Regions from separate parts of the Homo sapiens genome. Here all the other regions are linked to region 4. Evidence: chromatin contacts called from ENCODE Hi-C or POLR2A ChIA-PET data. All regions are on one chromosome and are shown on one strand. The core of a region is the stretch at or near the end of the contact, and the rest is flanking DNA. Distances in the headings are between cores, read along the strand shown.

Region 1 (2,700 bases), core at 113-2,612, 420 kb after region 4:
GTGTCTCATCACTACCGCTTAAGGCTCTGTTGGGTTAGAGGTTCTAGGTCCTCGTGGGAGGCAGCGTGGGGAGTGTGAGGAATGTTTCCCCAGGGGGACACAGTAAGGAGACCTCTGTACCTAAAAATATGATCACTGCCTAGTTCCGTTGGCCAGCTCATGCCAGGGAACCACCTCTTGGTGCTGTCATGATTGTGAGAACAGGGAAAGGGCAGTCATGGCAACTTCAACCTGACAAAAGTAAGGCAACCAAGAACCAGACCCCTCAAGGAAGAGGACATGAGGCCCACCATGAGCCAAAGAAACATTTGGCTGAAAGTGAGAAAAACCCAGAATGAGTAGAACAGGAGAGTTATTTCTTCATTAATTACTTCCCAGCTGTAGCAGAGGGGACTATACATATCTGTCTTAAGTCTTTCTGAAATGTCAGGGACAGAGTGGACCTAATATGACACACGAGTGTCACTGAGTGGGGTAGGAGGTGAACTGTGGCAAATGCCACCTCCCCTTGGCCACCTTAGACGTCAGCTGCAGCCTGGTGAGCATTTCCATGCACATTGGCAGTGTCCTACATCAAGTCCCATGCCAGCATCACCTTACTTTTCTGACTCTAGAATTTTTCTTAAACAACAGAATCTCCGACAGCTTGTTTACCGGGCAGGCCATAAGTGCAGGGGAGTTAACTTCCCTAAGGACAACCCTCAGTCTGGATCCATACATATATATTGAGAACAAACTGTCTGCAACCACACAGCTTAATAGGAGCAAGAACTAAGACTACCTATATTATTATGACTTTATTATTCTAGGACTCAGCCTTAACCAGCTTTGTGGTTTGAAGCATCAAGTTCCTAGAGTGGACTAGACAAGATTGAAAGATGAATGGCAAAGATCACCAAGGTCACAATTACTTAGAAGTAAAAACTTCTAGATTGAAGAGTGTACCTTTAAACCCAGGATTAAGTCTCTAACTAGTGATGAAATGTCAATAAATGTTCATTGGAGCAAATAGCGCAAAGATTTAGAAGAATTGGCTCTAATAATGTTTTATACACAAACAAAATATATGAAAATTTCTACATTTTGTTTATGTGGAAATTTGCCTCACAAGACCTGTGTGTGTGGTGGTGGCAGGACACTCCACCAGGCACGGAAGGCCGAATTATTGCCACAAACAAGCTGTGAGATGCCAGGTGGCCATTTCATTTCTTTGGGCTTTCATTTATGCATTTGTAAAATAAAAGAATTGAACCAAATCATCTCAAGTACTTTGTACCTAAAATTATTAGATTTTCTAATGTATATCCTTAAGTTGTGTTTTCACAATGACTCATTCTGTTTTGATGAGGAAGCCAGCCTCCAATTACATCTCCAAAAAATAAAGACAAGTTGCAACCTGTTTAATCACATGCAATCAGTATCAAGTATGTATTACAGGTATCACAGATAATACAGAAAGAACCTATTGACTCTCCCCCTATTCTAGGACTCAACCCTAACTTGCTTTATGGTTTGGAGTGTGAAGTTCCTAGTCTGTAAAGAGAAGGGAGTTCTTGTATCTGCCCTCTAGATCTTTTCTAAACCTACAAACCTAAGACTAATGGCATCCCTCACCTCCCACAGCTTGTCTATGTTGTTTATTTCTCACCCATTGCTTCACTAAGGAAACTAACATTGCAACAGAGACCAGAGGGAACAGGACAGGGGCAACCACAATTCAAGCAGCTGGTTTTAGAGTCAGTAAAGCAACTGCTGTTCTATTTTCCACCTGCAAGTTAAAAAGTGAGTCAACTATTTCAAATGTTAGCTAAACATTCCTACCAAATCTAGTGCAGTAGATTCGGATTTGGAGTACAGAGAACTGGATTATAATTCCGATTCTGTCACCTGATGGCCATGTCACCTGGCCACATCACTTCATCTCTCTGTGATCCTGTTTCTCCAAGTGTAAAATGGGGATAATAGCAGGGAGATGCTGTGGAGATTCAGAAAGATTAAATACAGTAACCTACATGACAGAACCTGGTATAGCACCAGGCACCTAGAAGACCTTCGCTGAATGATTGGAAGGAGGATCTAGCTGTCTGCCAAAGAGAAGAAAATAGGAAACATGAAAACACTAATGAGTATAAACAGAAAGTGTACTGGATGCAGAGTGAGATTTGTGTTCTAATCTCAGTCATTACTAGCTGAGTGTCCTTGAACAAGTCAAGGTCTCACTTCTTCTCACCTCAATTTCTTCATCTGTAAAATGTTGGGCTTAACTGCCATGATTCTGCTTTAACATTCCAGGATTCTGCAATGACGTTAGTTTGCCATTGCTGATGTTAATGTTGTTTTCTTCTCAGTGATCCACATTCCAAGAAACCATTCTTGGAATGGAATAGGATACCTAAACCAACTCATCCTACTCATTCGTTGTAATGGAAAAATAATCAGTTCTTTATTATTTATGCCACAGGCATGACTCAGAGCATAAAAGTATGAGTAGAGGAAGTCTATGGCCCTTAAAGAAAAGCGCTAATAAATAATCTGTTTTAGAACTATAATTTTCTTTTTTTTTTTTTTTTTGTTTGAGATGGAGTCTCACTCTGTCGCCCAGGATGGAGTGCAGTGGCGCAATCTCTGCTCACTGCAAGCTCCGCCTGCTGGGTTCACGCCTTTCTCCTGCCTCAGCCTCCTAAGTAGCTGGGACTACAG
Region 2 (2,700 bases), core at 118-2,617, 270 kb before region 4:
ACAGTTTGGATTGTATAATAACGCCAAGCCCAGTTGTAGTCGTTTGAGTGCAGTAATGAAATCTGAATCTAAAATAAAAACAAGATTATTTTTGTCATGCTGACTCCACTGCTTGAAAAATTTGTTTACTGCCCCCCAGATTTTTAAAGATTAATACAGTAAATATAAAAATTAATTTTGGCTCCCTAAGCCATATATGTATTTGACAATTTTAACCGCAAAGTAAGTTGTTTAATAATAACCACTGATTTCTTTAAGCTGACTTAATGAACTCCTAATATCAGCAAATTTGAGGCCTAAAGGCACTAAACTAACTCTAGACTCAGAATTACATCCAACAGAATTACTCATCTAATATCAGTGAAATTATTCTTGCACATAAAGGCAAACCTAAGTACAAAGTTAAGTCTTTTACTAAAGGATGTTACCTAGGATGAGCAGTATATGTTTATTAGGAAATTAACTACATGAATTGAAGAGACCAGACTTCAAAATCTAATTTTTATAAATATGCTCTATGTTCTCATTGGATAAAACTGGTTATTAACCAATTTTCCAGAACAGCTGTACAAGATTTCTGCATGGCAGCCGGCTAAATGGTAGAAAATAATATGTTTAAGCTGGAATAGCTTATAATTTTATTTAAATAAAATTGCTGCTATAAAAAGTGCTTCCCAAAGCTAAGGAAAATATACAAATATTTTAATTAAGGCAAATTCGTTTTAAAAAATAAGCCTTTCAGTAGTGATTGCTTTGTAAACAAAGGATGGGTCGGAGGAGAGAGAGCCTTAAACTCAAGTCTGACATTCAGGCCCAAGTCACCCTATAAACCGGCCCTTAGCAATTCTATTTTCTATTCGAAAAGAGAAACCAGCTGTGGGTTGGCTTTACTAGGTGATGTGTGATTGACTGACTCACCTGCTGGAGTAGCAATGCATTCTCACCTTTTGCTGATGGGGCCTTGTTTCTAAACACGTGGATGCGCAGAGAGCAAGGCTCAGCCTACTGCAGCCATCTCTGGCAGCGCTTCTACCCCTCCCCAGCCCATAGATGGGATTGTTTAAATCTCCCTTGTTGACCTAGTGGCAATTCTTCCTCTACCTAAATAGTCGATGTGAGTGAAATCATTCTCTTTTGATAGGTGGTTGCTAGCAGTTAACAACCATTTATTTACTTTAACAATTAATAATAAACTTTATAAACTGTCTATTTGCTCCTCCTCTCCAGTACATGCCCGGGTGAGTTGGTTATTTTCAGCCTTTATTCCTGAGGAGGCTCAGGATGGGTGGGGGAGGGAAAGAAAGGGGAGGAGGTGTGGTGGGGAGAGGGAGAGAGGCGAGAGGGAGAGACAGAGAGAAAGAGAGAGGCGCTAGGGGAGGGAGGTTTACAAGTGAAGAGTAGTTAGGGAATATGGTGACTCTGAAGAATCGAGATCAGCAGTGTCCAGGAATTAGAAAAAATAAACTGCTATTTCCGTGAGTTCCCCCTCTGTGAGCCATTTAGGTGAGAGCCTCGCTCTTCGCAGTTCCTTTCTTCCCCTGCCTCGATGCCCTCCCCTCTTAATGCTATTTTAGCTTTTCCTCTTGTAAATTTCAGAGCCAGCTCGAAGGTTATTGAGGACACTTATCCGAAAGAGGCAAATAATAGAGGTGCTGAGAGTGTTTTTGATGTTTCCTAAAAGGCAAAAACAAAACGCCCTCCTCTAAACAAGGGCACAAAATTGTACCTGGTTTTTATTTTTATTTGGTGGTGGGGGGGTGGGGGGGTGGGGGGGGGGTGGAAAGGGGGCTGGCTCTGGCTGAATGAGACTACTTTTTAATATGATTTAAATTTTTTTTTCAAAAAATTAAAAATATTTTACCCTATCATATTTAATCAGCTGTAATTATAACACATTCAAAATGAATAATATGCCTTGACAGTATTTTTATTGTTATTGTTCATTGCATGATGTTCGACTGCTTTAGAAGCACAGGAAAGAGAAGTAAACGCGCTACAAATGGGGAATTACCCTCGTTTAGCATTAAAATTCATTTAGATAAAATTGCCACAAACATTTAAATGGGAAGATTAGTTCCCCCTCACGCCTTATTGCACTCGCTCAATGGTTCCGTTAAGAACATTTTACACGTTGGAAATTCCGTCTTCTCAGACGGCTTGCTGTTTCCTAGTTACCCACATTCAAAGCAAAGGCAGCAGCAAAGGCAGCCGCAGCAGCAGCAGCAGGGAAAAAAAAAAAGTTTTGGCAACTGGTCTGCAATTCATCCGCTGCTCGCCCCAGTCTCCCCTCCGCCCGCTGCAGTCTGCCCCCACCCCTTCCCCTTCCCCACCCCTACCTCTTTCCCCTCATTATGTAATTCGCAGAGTCCAGTCCTCGAGGAAACACGTTGCCTAGTTGTGTAGTATTTATATACAATGTTAAAATACAAAGAAAGACCCTAAAGTCAGTCGAGTCGGTTCCTCTCTGGGTCTCCCTCTCCCTCTCCTGTTCTAAAATGAAGATTTAGCTTGAATGTGCTGAGTTTCTCACATCCCGTACCCTGAGGCCACAAGGCACGTTTTTTGGCTTTCATTTCTGCCAGGACTTTTCCAGGAAATTCACCACTGCTTTTCGCTTGTATTAGAAACGTGTGAAAGAATTCGTCTGAAAAGTCCATGCACCGTCTAGCTTTTCTCTCCCCCCTTTTTTTCTTCTCCTTC
Region 3 (2,700 bases), core at 20-2,519, 480 kb after region 4:
TTGTTGACTGGTTTTGTCTTTAAATAATGGTCTTCTTTTGGCATTTAATGTATATTTGGTCACAATAAACATAATTTATGAATATTTTAACACATGCATACTCAGTGGGGTGGATTATCATACTGATATAAATAGAATTAATGAGCAGTCAACCCGCCACATGCCACGACATATGACGGGGCAGCCAGTGCACAGAAATAATCCTCATAGTTTCATAATAAAGCTTTTCTCTTAGTTCAACTTTTTAAAACTACTTACAGTCTTATGTCCCCTTTCTGTTGGAGTATGGTTCACCAACCTGTGAAACAAGATTAAGATTTTACTACAAGAATCTATTTCTTTGGCATTCAAAAAAACAATTTTCTTGCTTTCTCTAAAACAAAATAAATATATTTGAACAAACTAACTCTACTAGGCCAAATTTCAGGGAATAGGTTATAGACAGACAAGACATATGTCTACTAGAAAAAAATTGTTATATTCTTTTCTTTTCTTTTTATGACAATAACATGATTATGCTCAATTGCTGCTACCAGATCTTTACAAGAACAAAAACTTTCTAAATAGTTCTACATTCTAAAACAGATCCGATGGGCATATCGCCTGGATAAAATTATTCTGGAAAAAAAAATCTTCTTAGCCAGTTATCTGCTCTCCTTGAACACAAAGCAACAATCTGTTAAGCGTGCCTAATAAGATTTTTTTTAAAGGAAAGAACTCAGTAGTATAAAGCCACCTCTTCAAATGGTAGGTATTGGGGGGGAGACATGGGCATGCAAAATCTTCAATTTAGCCATGCTTTATTCAACAAATAATTATTTTTGTGAAGAGACAAATTGAAATTTAAGATTAACCTTCATTTGCCTTATTTCCACAGTTTGATTACAGGCAAAAGTGGGAAAAAATAAAATTAGCATGTGCACTGCATTGTCCAGATGATCTGGCAGGAGGAGAGCCTTGGCAGAGATATACTATGACTTTTTACAAATGCAGATGGCAGTGTTGCAGCCTTTATTCCTCTTATCTTTCATTTTCAAAGGGAACACTCGAAGCTTTTTGCCACCACCCTCCTCTACTCCTATCCTCACATGTAAAAACACTGTATCCCCAAATCAAAGCTCTTTCCTAAAACAGGCAAGCCCCAGGATGCATCAGGGAAGGGACAGACTGTGACACCATGCTCCTGGTCATCTGTGAGAGAAGTGCACTGTGCTATGTGGGCCAGGGCCTGGTGAACTTGCCCAGAGTGACTCCCTTGGGGAATCCAGCCCTTTCACCAGCAAAGAAAATGGGCACCACCTAGTGCTTTTTCAACGCAAAGGCTGTTTGTGCTCATGTGGACAAGAGTGGGCATGCGTTGGCTGACCTTTACAAAGGAAAAAAAAAAAAGGAGTCAGGTGGCTTTAACCCCTATGCCAACTGAAAGAAGAAGCAAGTGACAATCTTAAGACAAAGGAATTCAGTGCTTCCAAATTATAGATTTCTTTGGTTTTTTTTTTTTTATAATTATTGGTCTGTTCATGAGAAATAACATCTTTACTTACCAAGACACTAATTTCCTCTGTATCACCTTTTTGCCTCCTCATGTCCTCTGAGGTTAATTTGTAAGAATTTCTAAGAATTTTCATTTGGTCCAAAGTGACATAGCAGAACCAGCGCTGGCCCACCCCCACCCCCAAAATCTATTCTAACAAGCAGTCTCTCTGGAGTTCTCCTAACACAACAAATAGCTTTTATGAAAAATGATGTGTAGCACAAAATCTTTTGCAGTGCAATAAGATCAAGTTAACCACTCATGCCTCTAGGAAAAAGCCTAGGAAGTTTTATCTGATTGGCAAAATGGACCCAGATATGAGTTCAAGGATTGAGTACAGTTTGATGAAATTTCATAGCAATGAAGTCTGATTATCTGAATGATTGCTTAAGCCTTTTAAAACATAACTCGAGGAAGCACTAGATTTTTCATTGGGAAAACAGATGGTCTTGTAGGGAATCGTAGAACCACCATCTCATGCTGTTTACTTTTTCTGTAATACTTTGCCTAGAATTACTCTCACCACTATTGCTTTTTAAAAATAATAATGATTTCTTCATTGCTAAAAGGTAGATCTTTCTGCAATAAAATTAGAAATCTTAGTGGAGGGCAAGGTGAAGGGCAGAAATGGGAAAAATGAGTAACCTGCTATACCTAACTGGATTAACAAGGACCTGTAACATATCCAGGAACTAACTGGCTGGCTCTGAACTCATTAGGGATCTGCTTATCTGTTATGCTGTACAACAGAATCCAGACAAAAAACAGACTGTGAAGAAACGGATTAAAAATGATTGTAACTTCTCTAAGAGTTCAGTATCTGTGCTAAGCAACTTTGTAGAAGGACTGAAGAAAACAAAGCCCAAGATTCTGAACTTCACTCCACTGCCTATCCCCAAGTTCTGCCGTTATAAGATCGCAATAACGCTACTTAGATATAGAACTTTGCAACTGTTTTATGAACTAACCTAAAAAGTCAAACGCACTCTCATCTCTTGGTCATTTTATTGCTGTAATTTATGATATTAAATAAGTGATTTGTTTAAAATAAATTTTAAAATTTATACCAAGGAGGAAAAATAATCTTAAAATGGGTTTGTTCTATGAGGAGCAAGAAAAAAAAAATGTGTAGTGAACTGATCTCTTTGAGATTTCACTGGCACAAA
Region 4 (2,700 bases), core at 99-2,598:
ATCAACTCTAGATCTTTTTAAAAACTGTGCTCATTTTATTATCTGTCCTGCCTTCCTAATTTTCACCTAAAGATGTAAAACTAAATATACTATTTGTTCACTTTGCAAGTACAAAAAAAAACTCAAATATGAAAAATTTGACTTCTAATTTTTGGTGACTGTCAGATGCAAAGAGAATGTGCTGCCATCTTCCTCTGTCCCACTTGTTTTCACACACAAGGCAATCCAAGCACTAAGTTGCCATTTGTGTGCTCAGGACTGCTCTGCTGATAAGTGGTTGGGATTTGGAAGAGACACCTAAATACCGATGGTTGACCTCCCAGCACATTCTTGTTGGACTCTATCACACTACCCTATCAACCTGGTTAGTGTGTTATGCATGTCACTCTACTAGTGACAATAGGGGAATTTATTCCTTAAATCTCATGAATGTCTTTTCTCCTTCTTCTCTTCTTATATCATCTCCCAGACAAAGCTGGAGTTCAGGTGAACTGCAAAGTGGTGTGAGAGCTCCTGCTATGGTGGTCCAGCTCTCATCTGGCACTTCTGCTTGATAAGCTCAGAGCAGTTCTTTTAGACTGCCTCTTGTAGGCACGCTTGAAAAACAACCCAGTTAGCATTCCCCTAGCCTTCATCTATGATTTCACTGGGAAACTATGCATTAGATACTTTGGAAATAAATATACACAAGAAATTACAACTCAGTTTGAATGACCCTCTACCTTGGAATGTCTAGAACTGTGAGTTATAAGGCCAAGAAATATGTCCAGGCCTGCTGGCTCAAAAAGTTGCTATTCCTTATATGGAATCTGGACAGACAGGGAAGCTGAAGTTGTATAAACTAAACGGAGATTTTTTTTTTTCCCAGCCACTTACGTGCCTCATCCTTGACCTATTTCATTTATAGGTTCCTTTAAGATATGATGCCTTGAGAGTTCGTTGCCTTCTTGCCAGTCTTCCAACAACAATTTTAAGAACAGCCAGTGCTTTACATGGACTTTAATTATATTGGAAAATCCAAGGAAAGGACCAGAAAGGCCATGAGTGTGGTGATGCAATTATATCAGTAGAAGGTTAGACCTGCTAACAGTGAGGGGATCCGGCTAGAGCAACCCAAGTACAGTCGATTCATTACTGTTGGAAATTTTTAAATGCAGACATTCAGAAATGTTTAGTCTGGTTTTCAGTAAGGAAGAAGGGCAAGTAGATTCAAACAAGGACCCGCATGCTGCACAATAAGTACTTTTTTTACTCTATTTCCTTGATAATGGAGAAAATGAAACAACAAGCTATGAACTTAAAGCTAGAAGGAGAAATTCTATTCTTTAATAGGAGTAGTTATTTTTTCTTACACAATCTAGAATAGGGACATTTCGCAATCTTGGCTTACACAGAATATTTTAAAGTAAGTAATTCAGAACACTCAAAGTACGTTTGCTTTCGCTAATCCTTGTCAGCAGTTCTGAAGTCTTTCTAGGTTCAAATCCCAGCTATACCATTAACCAGGATAAGTTTCTTACGCTCTCTAAACTTCAGTTTTCTCACTTAGAAAATGAGGATTAAAAATAGTACCTACTGTACAGAATAGTTGGAAGAGTTTAAGAAGTTAAGACAACATAAATAAGAGACTGATGAGTACTTAGTGTCGCATAAATAGAAACAATTATTACTCTCACTAGCCATGTTTATTGATTGAATGGAGCTTTAGAAAAGTAGAAAGTAGATCATAAAAAAGTCCCGTACGTAATGAAAAGTGGCCCCCTGAGTCTGAACACACTGCCTTGTTACTCAAAATTTCTTCTTTTCTAGACTTAGGTGTATATTTTCAGTAGAAGTGGGGAAGAATGACAATTAACTAAACAATCCAAAGGAAGTGCTGGATCTTTGCATTTGTTATTGCAATTTTTCAGATGAAAGCTTGGGTTTCCTAGATGCTTAAATTACAGTACGATCTCACACTTGTACTTCATGAGGTTGCATTGGGATGTAGATATTTACGGATTGACCTACAGACTAAAAAACAAAGCAAAGAATCAAACAAAACAAAAACCGACAAAATATTCTTCTTCTTAAAGCCTGGATGATGATATTAACTTATACTGCTTTCATTTCAAGGCTTTTTTTTTCAAAGTGCGGAGTCGCCGAAGAGCGGACTTCACTTAGGGTACCCGGAAAGCACATGGAAGCGAGCCCACTCACTCATGTGAAAGAGAAACGCTCACCTTTGAGAAACATATTAGAATTCCAAAATGAGTAAATCTGAGAGAAGATGTTTTAGTTGTAGCACACATATTAGTTTTGTGATTTAAGACTGGTGTTTTTATTTTAAATGCACAGCAGGAGGGAAAGGTGGGGCCTTAAGCGTTTCTGTGCTTAGCGCCTCTGCAGGCCTGATCTAGCCCTGGTCTTGTAGATGATTGTAATACTTTTATAGCTATTCAGGTATTTTGTCACCAAAATAAATATATAGTTTATATTTAGGCAAGGCTAAAGGAGGGAATCTCAAATTTGTTTACAAGCTCAGTAATGGAAATAGAATGAGTACCAAATATTTCTATATCACTTGAAAACACCATTCATTGTTAGAGGCTCTGATATAATTTAGGCTCTGGGTAATTTTGATTTTGATAAACCTGATTTTCTAGTTTTTAAAATCTCTAATCGCCAAGCATCTAGTTTTTTCTCATTAGAGAAGCTAAT
Region 5 (2,700 bases), core at 15-2,514, 370 kb after region 4:
CAGTCACATCCACACTTTCCCCACACACATACACATACCCCACACACATACACACCCACATATACACTCCATACACATACACACCCACCAACATACATACACACCACACACACATATACCCCCACATACATACACACACTCCCCACACATACCCGACTTACATACACACCCACATATACTTCTCCCATACACACATATACACACCCACATACACCCCTCCACACACACGTATAACTCCCCACACATACATACCCACATAAACACATACATATACATACTTCCCCAACACATATATGCACACCACACACACACCCCTCCACATGCACATACTCCCCCCACACCCATACACATCCAAAACCCCACACACATACACATCCAAATACACCCACACCCACATACACCTTACATACATACACACACTTCCCACACACACCCCACACACATACCCACATATACACACACCCACAGACACACACACCCACATCCACACACCCCACACACATACGCACATACATCCCCCCACACGTACCCACATACTTCCCCCCGACACATACACACCCACACACCCCACATACATACCCACATATACACACCCACATACACCCCCCCAAAACACAAACCCCACACACACATACCCCACACATATACCCACATACAGACACACATACTCATACATGCACTTACTCTCCTCACACACATATTCACCGTAAACACATACATACCCACACACCCATACACACATTTCCCCCACATATACACAACCCCATACACACACACTCCCTACCCACACACACATCCACACACCCACATTCCCCCACACACACCCATACACACACTCCCCACCACCCCACACACACATATTCACCCCCACACACACACTCCCCACCACCCCACACACATATTCACCCACACACGCTTCTAACACACCTACACACACGCTTTCCACACATATACACAGCACACTCACACCCATATCCCTCCACACACACATGCATACCACCCTACACAGAGAACCAGGGCCTAACCTCTCTATCTCTCTTCTATCCCCGCAAGGCTCAGCCTGTGCCCACTGGGAGACAGAGAAAAGAATCTGAAGAAGAGTAAAATCTGCCTCTACCCACCCCACCCCCAATTTTCATTCCAAGCCTTAGGCAGATAAATGTACTTTTCCACCTGTTCATTGGGGTCCCTGTCCAGATAATCCATCGCACAGGCTCCAGCTCTCAGGTGAAGGCCTCAGGTGAGAGGCTCTTTTTAGATTTAAGAATCCAAGCCTGGAGGGGAAACCCTGTTTCTAGAAAGGGAGAGCTGTGTTGCTGACGGGCGGTGGGAAGAGATGGGAACCTATGGGGTTGAATTCCTGCCCAGTCATCGGCGCTTGGCTACCCCCTGCTGGGCGGGAAGCTCTTGGCCTCAGACTCACACATTATGCTCAGGGTCAAGTCTATTCCCAAGGCTTGGGACAGAATCCACTTACTTCCTGTCAAATTGTTATCACACGTTCCCAACGTGAAGCTGGAGTGTGAAGTTACCTTCCAATCCCCAAGAGGTGTTTGTTAAAGAGTTTTTTTCCTCTGAGCCCTTTGTATGCCAGTTTAAGCAGAACAAATCTATTTATTTTTTGTGAGGATCAGTTTATTAAAAGCATGCACATAACTCAAATCGTATAGTAAAATGATGTTAGGCTTTGTTGAGCATGAAAAGTGTGCTCGCTCAAACCCCATTTCCAACCTTCCGTGCGTCATTTTCCCCTGAAGCAGAACATAGGTTATGTTAACAGGACCTCAGCCCAAAGGCCTAAAATCAGCTTAGCTCCCAGGCTTTCTCCAGCCATCTCTTCCCACAACCCACTCTTTCCACCTCTCAGGAAAACCCCAGCTACATGATGTAGAAAACTGGCAAATATAAGCGGACGGGGAACCGATTTTTAACCAGATCAAGTTTTCAAATATAGATTAACACGTTTTAATTGTCCTATAAACTATTATTCTTAAAGTCACTCTTAACAAAACCCAGACTTGGAGGAAGTTCTCTGCCATAACTGTAATGTGTATACACTATTAAGATAGTTATGAAACCTCAGACACATTTGGAAGACGTGGCTTAATAGTGCCTTTAATACAAAATAAAGTAAAATGTAAATAAAAAGGGATTAGTTGTTATAAGCTGTGACACAGCTGCAGCGACAGAAACTGAAGAAACATGTAAACAGAGAGTGCTTTTAGTCACTCAGTGACCCAAATGTCTTTTTCAGACTCTCACAATTCTAATTCTGACACACTCGTTCATTTCATTTATTTTGCAAACCAAGCAGAAATGAAACGGACCTTCAGATTAAGTAAACAGGGGCTTTACATATAGCCACTAAGCTGCCAGATAGACAACTTTTGGTTTACATGGAGTGTAAGGGTAAAGAAACAATGTCAAAACTGCATCCCTTCTTGCATTTATTGGCATGAAGTGAAAATCCAAATATATTCACCAACAAATTAATAAAGGGTGAACAGGCTGCTAACCTTGCATGGTGCGTTAAAGTGTCAGAGCACTTGAACTGCACATCATAGCACAGCCTCAGAAATAAACAAACATTTCTCTCTGTCAGAATGGGGTAAATAAATTAGGATTTGGCTAAATCTCTGGTTGTTTTGCTCCCATGTTGTGGCCTAGAATAAGCCCTACACTATTTCCAGCTGAAGTTGA

The links. A loop is a pair of places that touch in the nucleus more often than their neighbours do. ChIA-PET counts read pairs that join two places held with the same protein, here RNA polymerase II (POLR2A). Pooled maps may share reads with other maps.
Region 1: a loop to region 4 is called in a pooled map, with 13 times the contacts of the local background. The contact joins two enhancer-like sites. A Hi-C loop is called at or near these places in 2 of 168 maps with a recorded cell type or tissue (ascending aorta and sigmoid colon) and 7 of 50 pooled maps.
Region 2: a loop to region 4 is called in a map of IMR-90, with 7 times the contacts of the local background. The contact joins the promoter of LINC01798 here to the enhancer-like site in region 4. A Hi-C loop is called at or near these places in 7 of 168 maps with a recorded cell type or tissue (IMR-90, aorta, chondrocyte and 3 more) and 11 of 50 pooled maps. POLR2A ChIA-PET finds 5 or more read pairs at or near these places in 2 of 52 experiments (BJ and MCF 10A).
Region 3: a map of aorta shows a loop between it and region 4 (2.7-fold over the local background). The contact joins two enhancer-like sites. A Hi-C loop is called at or near these places in 2 of 168 maps with a recorded cell type or tissue (aorta and ascending aorta).
Region 5: a loop to region 4 is called in a map of IMR-90, with 5 times the contacts of the local background. The contact joins the promoter of LINC01829 here to the enhancer-like site in region 4. A Hi-C loop is called at or near these places in 2 of 168 maps with a recorded cell type or tissue (IMR-90 and pancreas) and 4 of 50 pooled maps. POLR2A ChIA-PET finds 5 or more read pairs at or near these places in 1 of 52 experiments (AG04450).

Annotation. Positions count from the first base shown.
Region 1 is chr2:67,254,734-67,257,433 of GRCh38, forward strand. The region is part of intron 1 of LINC01828 (long intergenic non-protein coding RNA 1828); the gene reads left to right. Among named protein-coding and RNA genes, the nearest start is that of LINC01829, 41 kb to the left of the region's middle. Within about 2 kb of position 1,363, at least 4 of the 41 ENCODE cell types and tissues checked have a DNase peak (open chromatin) inside an H3K27ac peak, as active enhancers do.
Region 2 is chr2:66,572,663-66,575,362 of GRCh38, forward strand. LINC01798 (long intergenic non-protein coding RNA 1798) reads left to right here and starts at 1,368. Exons shown (of 6, transcript NR_110156.1): 1 at 1,368-1,503. MEIS1 (Meis homeobox 1) reads left to right here. Exons shown (of 13, transcript NM_002398.3): 13 at 1-1,207. RefSeq lists enhancers at 1-207, 2,602-2,700.
Region 3 is chr2:67,321,547-67,324,246 of GRCh38, forward strand. No RefSeq gene overlaps it. Among named protein-coding and RNA genes, the nearest start is that of ETAA1, 74 kb to the right of the region's middle. Within about 2 kb of position 1,270, at least 8 of the 41 ENCODE cell types and tissues checked have a DNase peak (open chromatin) inside an H3K27ac peak, as active enhancers do; they include ascending aorta, where a contact is called at or near this core.
Region 4 is chr2:66,839,428-66,842,127 of GRCh38, forward strand. No RefSeq gene overlaps it. Among named protein-coding and RNA genes, the nearest start is that of LINC01799, 64 kb to the right of the region's middle. Within about 2 kb of position 1,349, at least 6 of the 41 ENCODE cell types and tissues checked have a DNase peak (open chromatin) inside an H3K27ac peak, as active enhancers do; they include IMR-90, ascending aorta and prostate gland, where a contact is called at or near this core.
Region 5 is chr2:67,214,055-67,216,754 of GRCh38, forward strand. It overlaps LINC01829 (long intergenic non-protein coding RNA 1829), which reads right to left and starts at 1,265. Exons shown (of 8, transcript NR_038844.1): 1 at 1,174-1,265. The region is part of intron 1 of LINC01828 (long intergenic non-protein coding RNA 1828); the gene reads left to right. The region is part of intron 1 of LOC101927661 (a long non-coding RNA gene); the gene reads left to right.